2 separate regions of the Mus musculus genome follow, and region 2 is linked to region 1. A link is a loop called in an ENCODE intact Hi-C map of the cell type or tissue named here. Cell type or tissue: left cerebral cortex. All regions are shown on one strand.

What was found. Hi-C counts contacts between places; a loop is a spot of excess contacts. Peaks named below come from ENCODE experiments on the same cell type or tissue, not always from the same donor. Only the 100,000 strongest peaks of a DNase experiment are listed, where the experiment ranks them.
Region 2: it touches region 1 in a loop (6-fold over the local background); 1 of 42 quality-filtered maps calls a loop at or near these places.

The regions. Positions count from the first base shown.
Region 1 is chrX:51,203,886-51,207,885 of GRCm38, forward strand. It overlaps Mbnl3 (muscleblind like splicing factor 3), which reads right to left and starts at 2,105. Exons shown (of 8, transcript NM_134163.5): 1 at 1,889-2,105. In left cerebral cortex, a CTCF peak has its summit at 2,020; a DNase peak (open chromatin) is centred at 979; H3K4me3 peaks cover 1,784 bases.
Region 2 is chrX:51,150,985-51,154,984 of GRCm38, forward strand. All of the region lies in intron 2 of Mbnl3 (muscleblind like splicing factor 3), which reads right to left. Among named protein-coding and RNA genes, the nearest start is that of Mbnl3, 53 kb to the right of the region's middle. In left cerebral cortex, no CTCF peak of the experiment used is centred here; no DNase peak of the experiment used is centred here.

The DNA.
Region 1 (4,000 bases):
ACCAATCATTTCAAAATTAAATCTTGCAGCAGCTTTATTTTAATTGATGTTTTCCCAGGAACTTTACCTACACGTATGGAAAGGCTGTGGGGGTCAGAGGCCAGTTTAGAAAGAGCAATTAAGAACATCTAGACGAAAAGAACTCCCTAAAACCATTGGAACAAAATATTCACATCTATGTGTGTGTTGTGTGTGCTTACTTATCAATAAACAGTGTCACATAATCTACGTGTGCCGAAACCAACAGCACAACTAATGGCCTACGGTTAAACTTCAGTAGAACCCGTGTTTTAATGTCATTTTCTTATCACAGAAGCTTTTTTTTCCTAGTGCTAAAAACTACAGCTGCCTTTACAATCCTTCCCTATAATGTAGAGCCATCATGCCATTCAGCTCCAGGTGGTAAAAGCAAGCTGCCCAAATGTATTCACACAGGGAGGGAAGAGATGCAATGCAGTTCTGCGGCCCTGCTAAGGCATCCCATGGAAATGGGAAAGTTAGTTAGAGAAAGCGTTTGCTAATGACAAGCCATGCAGGAAGTTCCTTTATGTTAAAAAAAAAAAAAGGAAAGGTGGGGGTGAGAGGAAGGAAAGAGTAAACGAGGAAAATCAAAGGAAAAAAGAAAAGAAAACAAACAGGGAAAAAAATAAACCCACGCAACAAGTTGCAGTCAGTGTTAAATTGCCTTGTTTGCGCGGGAGTAGAAAAAAAGTTTTAAAAGCAGCGCATTTCATCGGTGTCCTAGCAAGGCAGCCAGTTTCCTAAACCCAAACTCATCCGCAGCCTTACCTTCCGTCGCTAGCTCAAACCCAGAGGCTAAGGGGCCCCTGTTCTCAGTGGCAGCAGTAGGGGCAGAGGCAGCAACAGCCGCACATGCCATCTGTTAGCGGGAGAAGCAAAAAAAAAAAAAAAAAAAAAAAGCAGCGCTGCGCTGCGCTAGGTGGCCCCGGTGCCGGGCGAGCCTTTAGCAGGGGTGTATAGTGGATGCCGCCATTTTAAAGCGAGGTTCCTGAAATCCTTAGATATAGGCAAATTAAAGCTCGCCCCACCTCCAGAACTTCAGGGCTGGGACGTGCTACCGGGCCCCGAGTCAGCGGCAGCGGGGTGTACGGTGTCAAGTCCAGCAACACGCGCTGCGAACTCCGGGGACCAAGACCACGAGCCCAGAGGTGCCATCCACCTCCGCCCCCACCCCACCCCCGTCCCCAGGCCCCCACGCTTTTGCCTCAGGCCTAAGGAGACCCTAGTTTGTGGGGTGCCCTCGGTAATGGGGGAGTCCCCCCAACTCGGCCGGCTTGCTAGGGGAGGGGCCCGGGAGCACGCCCTCCCCACCCCCCGCGGTCGCCACCGCTTGGTTCAGTCCACTCGGAGCACACCTCCGAGCGCCCCAGCTCCCCAAGCCGCCGCGGCGCGCGCGGGCGGGCGGGCCGGCGAGCGGGCAAGCGGGAGGGCCGGCCGGGGCAGGCACGGGGCTCCTGCCGCCGAGGCTCGTGGTTGCTGTGGCAACCGGCCCTCATCCCACCCCCACCTCATCTCCCCCAAACTGGGGCCCCTAGTTAAAGGCGTGCCCTAAGTTCTCCCCGGCACCCCTCCACCGTGCACCCCCACAACACACACACAAAAGTCCCGCATCCCTCCCCCCCGCGCTCCCCCGGGCTGACCCCGCTGGCTCTCACTTTAGCGCTCGGCCATTCGGGAGAGACAATTCGGATTTTAGGCGCCCGCAAGGCAACTCACGCCAAACTCCTGGAGTCGCCGGCAATCGCCGCCCTCAGCCGCCCCGGACCGGCCCCGCCCCGCCTGGCCAGGTAGCGCCACTCACCCCGCCTAGCCGTCGCCCCTCGCCGCCACTGCCACGGCCACCGCCCCCGCCACCGTCCAGCCTCACCTCTCCGAGTGAGCGACTCCAGCGGCGTCTCGCTGCGAGGACGCCACGCGCAGGAACTCCCCCGTGCGGCGCTCGCTGCCCCGATTCCCGCGCCCCGGCCCGGGACCGTCTTCCGCCTCCTTGCGGCTCGCTCGCAAAGAGCGCCAAAAAGTCGCGCTCCTGCTCGCGCTCCGACTGGGGGCACTTTCTTCCTGTAGGACGCACTTGCGTCGTGAAATCTCGTCTTTGTGAGAGTCGTACCTTCGCGCTTGCTTTTCCCGAGACTGCTGGCGTGGGCTTTATTCTCAGGGGGTGTGGCGCCTCCCCCCACCCCACCCCCAAGCCCCCAGCTTGCACAAGCCCTCGCCGAGAGTGGCTTTTGTCATTGCGTTATTAAGTATGTGTGTGGGAGGGGGGATGGGGGCAAATCATAACGTTCAGGATGTTCAGAAGCAAAGCCGGCGGGAAGCATGCACACGCCACCCGGGTCGGGAGCGCGAGCCGGCTCTAAAGTTTCTAGAGCTTCAGTGACTACAGTGCCAACTAGACAGGCAATTGTAATGCGAAGCTATAGGTTTCTAGACACTCCCGAGACAGGTGAGGTGTACTAGAAAAATTCCAAAATGACTTTGATCAATACGTATTTCAACTCGTGGAGGGTGAAATACTTACCGTTTGCCTTCCGGGGTCTCCTCCCTTCCATAAAACGCCAGATCTTTTATTTCGCTCCAAAAACTTGAGAGAAGAGAACTGTTGATCAGAGGAAATGCTTCCCCTACTGCAAGGGAGTTTACCGGGTAGGAGGAGCCCTGAGGTAGGGTTCCAGATACTTCTGAATGGAAAATGGACAAAGCAAAGGCGGTTTTATACTTGGGTTTTAAAGTGTGCATCTGGACATCTAAATTACAAGTTTCAATTTAATGCGAGCGTAATAAGAGCACCAGCTGTCTCTTAATTGGAGCCCCACAATAATAAATGCGTGCTTTTATTTAATTTTATGAGGACAATTGTAGATGATAACACACACACATGCAGGATCGTCAACGAGGATCTCGTAGCAATTCATGGCTGCTTTCCTGCATGCAATCAACTGCTTCAGTCTAGAACTCAGCTCTATAAGCTCCGCACAAAGTGCAGAAGCATTGCAGGGCATATTTAAGTGGCAGTTAGGTTGTGGAGTGAAGTGAATTCTCGGGCTAATTATACTTTTTAATTCTGCCCAACTGATCCAAATAGAATTCAGCTCATTTTAGGCAAGAAATCAATCTCTGTGTGTTAAATGCAAAATAATCAGAGTACGACAGCAATGGTTAGAAGACTGGGCACAAACTGCCCCTCACATCATTAAAATCTGCAATGGCATTTGGCAAGAACTGGGAAAGTCACCAGGACAATGTACAGGGATCATGTCAAACACTTGAGAGTTATGGCCAGGATCCTAACAAGTCAAAATAAGGACTTCCTGGTTACCTCATGAACTCCTAACTACTTCTCCCACGCCTTCTTTCATACTTGCCAAAGTCCCTGCACTACTGTAAAAAAAAAAAAGTCAAACTTGTCTGGCATATAGGAAGTGGTTTTGCCAGTCCACGAGCCACCACCAAACTAAAGAGGTGTTGGTTACTTCGAGAGACTGGAAGACAGGCAAGGCAGTATAACTTTATGCCCAGTGACCCAACAAATGAGGAGCTGTCATGTCAGTGACTCAACAAAAGGAGTCTTTATACTAAACTTGGGCAACACGGGTCCCTCACCTCTGTCCACCACTGCAATCCAAGACTCCTGCGGGACCCACAGGTTTTCCTAATAACCACCCACACAGACAGGCCCACTTTCACTGTTGTGGAGTTGCTAGAACAATTATTTCCTTAGGAATGTGCGGTACACTTCAAGGAATGTTACCCATCTAGGGGACAGCATGGTTTCAACATTGTCTCTTGCTTGAAAGGGCTGGCCAGTGAAAACTGCAAAGGAGATTTTACTGTTTTCTGGAGAGAAGAGTAACCTTATAAACAAATTCTAGCCAGTCAATAGTCTCTTTGGCTCTTCTCAGACATGGTTAGAGGAACATCGCCAAAGAAAAATAGGGCCGTGTCCTCACAATACTCTAGAAGGTCTCTTACCATAAATGTT
Region 2 (4,000 bases), 53 kb before region 1:
AATATAAAAGGAAGGAAGTGCCCAGGCTGACAGAGATAACAAAGGTGTGGACTTCAACCTAGGTGCTTTATCCTAGCTACAGGTCACATTTTAAAGACCAAGGCACCTTACTGCCTTCAAATACTTTGTCCACACATTTGCTGCTTATAAAATTTTGTATCTGTATTTGGCATGTTTCACAATACTGACAATAGAGCTTTGGGGGTACAGAAACTCACTACCCTTTCTAAAGCAATTATAACAGACACATGTCTATGACCATTTTACTTCATTTCACTTTCACATATTTATTCAGCAATATGCTAATCGCCTATACAATATTCCACGAGAAGTTTCTATATGATCCACAAAATAAAATTTCTATGATCAAAGAATTTTAAGAGATGTCAGGTTATATATAAAACCCTGGGAAGAACAAGGCACAGTTGTAAAGATTCTGCAGCGCTGAAGAATTATTTTGAATTGTTACATTTCTTTCTCTAAACTAAAGCCTTTCAAATATTCATGTTTATCAGAATCACTAGTAGGGTTTCTTGAAAACAGAAGAGCAAGCCTACTCTTTGATTGTCTTCTTCAGCAGGTGTAGGACAGAGCAAGAGAACTTACATCAAGTGCTCAGATAAAGATAGTCTGCCACCATACTCTTGTGCACCGCTGCTCTCAGGGAATACTGTTCTATTTATCAAACGGATTTAGCTCTTTACCACGCATCTTTTCCTGTTGCTGATAATTCTATTTCTAAAAGGCCACAGTGAAGAGTTGCCCATTTTTCCTCCATGACTCTGACATCAGTAATGGTGCTAGCAGTGATGTACACAAAAGCCAACGTAGATCACTAAAGCGAAAGATGAGGCTTTTCAAAGTTACTAGGAAATGAATTCATTTTCTGATTACAAAAATAGGGCTATTAGTTATAATGGCAAGTAAGTACATGAGAGCTCTGGTTCCATGGTGAGCATATTTGCTCTCCAACCTTTGCCAGAGTGTTTTTCTGAGTGTTTGCTAAGGACTCAAATGGAATTGAAAAAAAAAAAAACCTCCCCCCAGTTTGCCTTAAATTCATACCTTCACTGGCTGCAGAAGCCCTAGTCATTTGAAAACATTACTCCTCCTCTTCATCCCTCATATCTGGAAAATATGAGGTAAAAGCATTTTCTTGCTTTTACCTCAAAACAAACAACCCAGTGCTGACTACAGTGTCTCAATATGGATAATCTAAAGCTGAAGATCAGCAGATTCCTAACTTTCAAAGCAAGCGCTGGACACAAAGTTCATCTGTAACCTTGGTGGCATAAAGATCCTGAGAGCTCCTGGCTGGCCAGTCTAGCTGCAACTGCTAACTTCTGGCTCAAGAAAAGACCCTGTCTCCAGGCGATAAGGCAGAGAGAGCTAGAGAAAGACATCCAAAGTCCTCCTCCGGTCTCTGCATGTGCATACATGGGCTTATTTATATGCATGCAATGCGCACACACACACACACGCACCATCCCCTCTCCTACATAGTGCTGGTAAAGCCCTAAGAGCCTTAAATATGCTATGGCTGTTGTATATTCTCAGTCACCCTCTTTCACATAATGAAGAAAATACCAACACCCATTCAACAAGTTGCACGTATTTTTCTTTTGCCAAGTTGCACTGACTGCATTTCTTCTTCACTTTTCCTTTAGACTGAAAAATACGTGTACTGAATGTATGCAACACATTATGATGTGACTTGTGTATAAATGAGATAGATCGTATCACTGGATACCGCTTTTTAAATTGAGATCTCTAGTTCTCAATCCTGGAATGTTCCCAGAATGGTAGCATGTCTAAACGAAGTCGTCTAGGAACTTAACAAACTGTAAAAAAAAGGGCAACTGAGACACGGAATGAGACTCTCCCTATGCTGACCTGCTCTGTTTCCACTCAAACATGCGTCTACAGATTTTGAAAAGGACCAAGAAGAAAGGTATTTTTTCAATAGGATCATTACATTAGTCCTGAAGAGTAAACTTGATGCAGTAGGGATGACAGGATGTTCTTTTAAAATTGGATAAGTATATCAAATATCCAAAATCTAGAGTAAAGTTCATGACTGGGCCCCAAATGTAAGAGCTTTCAGGTAACCGTAAAGAAGTAGGAAAACATATTGAATTGCCTTGCTTTCTCCCTGATCAAGGAAACCACTCAATACTACACTTATCATGGAAGGTCAGCCTCATCTCTCTCCAAGTTACAGAGCCTAAGGAGAGGTAGAGCGAACACTAGGACTTGAAGCCCATTGGGGACTTGGGACTATAGCAGAGATAGCAAAGGTGACCAGGATGACTTTGGATAGCTGAGAAGGAGGAAGAACGAGTTTTATGGGGACACTTGGGATTTCCCTGACCTACCTCTCAAAACACGGAATAGATGTCACATGCCATCAAAACAAGGCAAAAAAAAAATGAAGAAAAGAGCCTTGATTCTTTTGACAGGTCAGTTGTCCATTAGCACATTCAAATCACAGTTATGGAAGTCATTGTCAAAGCTGACTTTAGCTGAATGCTACTAAATACTTCAAATACTTCACTTATTTTCTTTTTTGTCAAAACATTTAAAAAAAAATTCCAGGAACTTGACTTTGTCTGTCTGTCTGTCTTCCTGCCTGTTCTTCTGTTGTTATTTGTATGTTTTGTGATGGGGTCTCACGTAGCCCAGGCTGGACAGGAAGACTCTGAGATTTTGATGCTTCTATCTCCAACCACCAAATTCAGGGACCACGGACCCTAGCCACCATGCTCATCTTATCTTTCCTGTTTTTGAAAGAAAGCAGAGTCAGCGGCCTAAACTGGCTCATATCTGGGTTACTGAGGATTTCACAGGGCTCAGAATATTCTCCTTTGAATACCGGACATTGCTATCCAGGAACGGTCATAAACACGGGGAGAGTGCAAGAGAGTTTACTGACTTAAAAAATTCAAAGCTATAATTCATATGCCTGCCTAGATACCCTCCATAAAATTATATTTTCAGACTATACTCAGTATTTTTCTATTTGTTTTCAAAGGAGAGTCTTTCTACTAAATTGTAGTTATTAAGAATTTTTTAAGTGTTTACATGGCTTCCCTGCATTACAAATTTTCATTGCCTTTATGGTCAGACTCCAAGAAATAAGAATGATCTCATTATCACTAATCTTAATTCTAATAACACCTTGATTGGCGATCTACCTTGTGCTAAACATTTTAATACAAAGTTATGTTTAAATTTTGCTAGATTATCACACAAGTTTTTTAAAAAATAATAGTTAATGGTAGCCAGACAGAAAAACACCGAAGGTACCAATATAAGGTAAAAGTACACAAAATTCAACATTTATAGAATATCCAACAACATTTGAATAAAGAACAGGTCTATGATTCTGAGGAACAGAATTCCATTCACACAAATCTGTACTTTATTAGCCTTCAAATCTAGGCTAAATGCCATTGAGTAAAGAAAGTTGGTGATAATTTTATAAAAATTTCATCCATAAGATGTTTGTTTCACTGAACAAGTGCTTTTAGTTTAAAGGCACTATTATGCTCTAGTCACAAAAAGTTATAATAGTAAAATAGCATCTATCACAAAACAAATAAAATAACAGAGAATGGGAGATCCTTATTAAAGCTTCATTTAAACTTTGTTTTTGAGATGGGCTATCAGTAGGTACCTTAGGCTGGCCTCAAACTCGTGCTCCTTCTTTCTCAAGCTCTCAGTGCTAGGACTGCAGGTGTGTGCCGCTACAGCCAGTCTAAAATATGTGGTGTGTGTGTGTGTGTGTGTGTGTGTGTGTGTGTGGTACATGTGTGCACAGGTTTGGAGGGATGCACACATGCATGCAAGTATGTAGAGGGCAGAAGTTGATGCTAAGCGTCCTTCTGTATCATGTGTTTTGTTTTGTTGGTTTTTTTTTGAAAGGATCCTCAGTGAATTTGGAATCCACTAGAGATCACCCATTCTCCACCTGTAGTCCTGGCATTACAAGCATGCACAC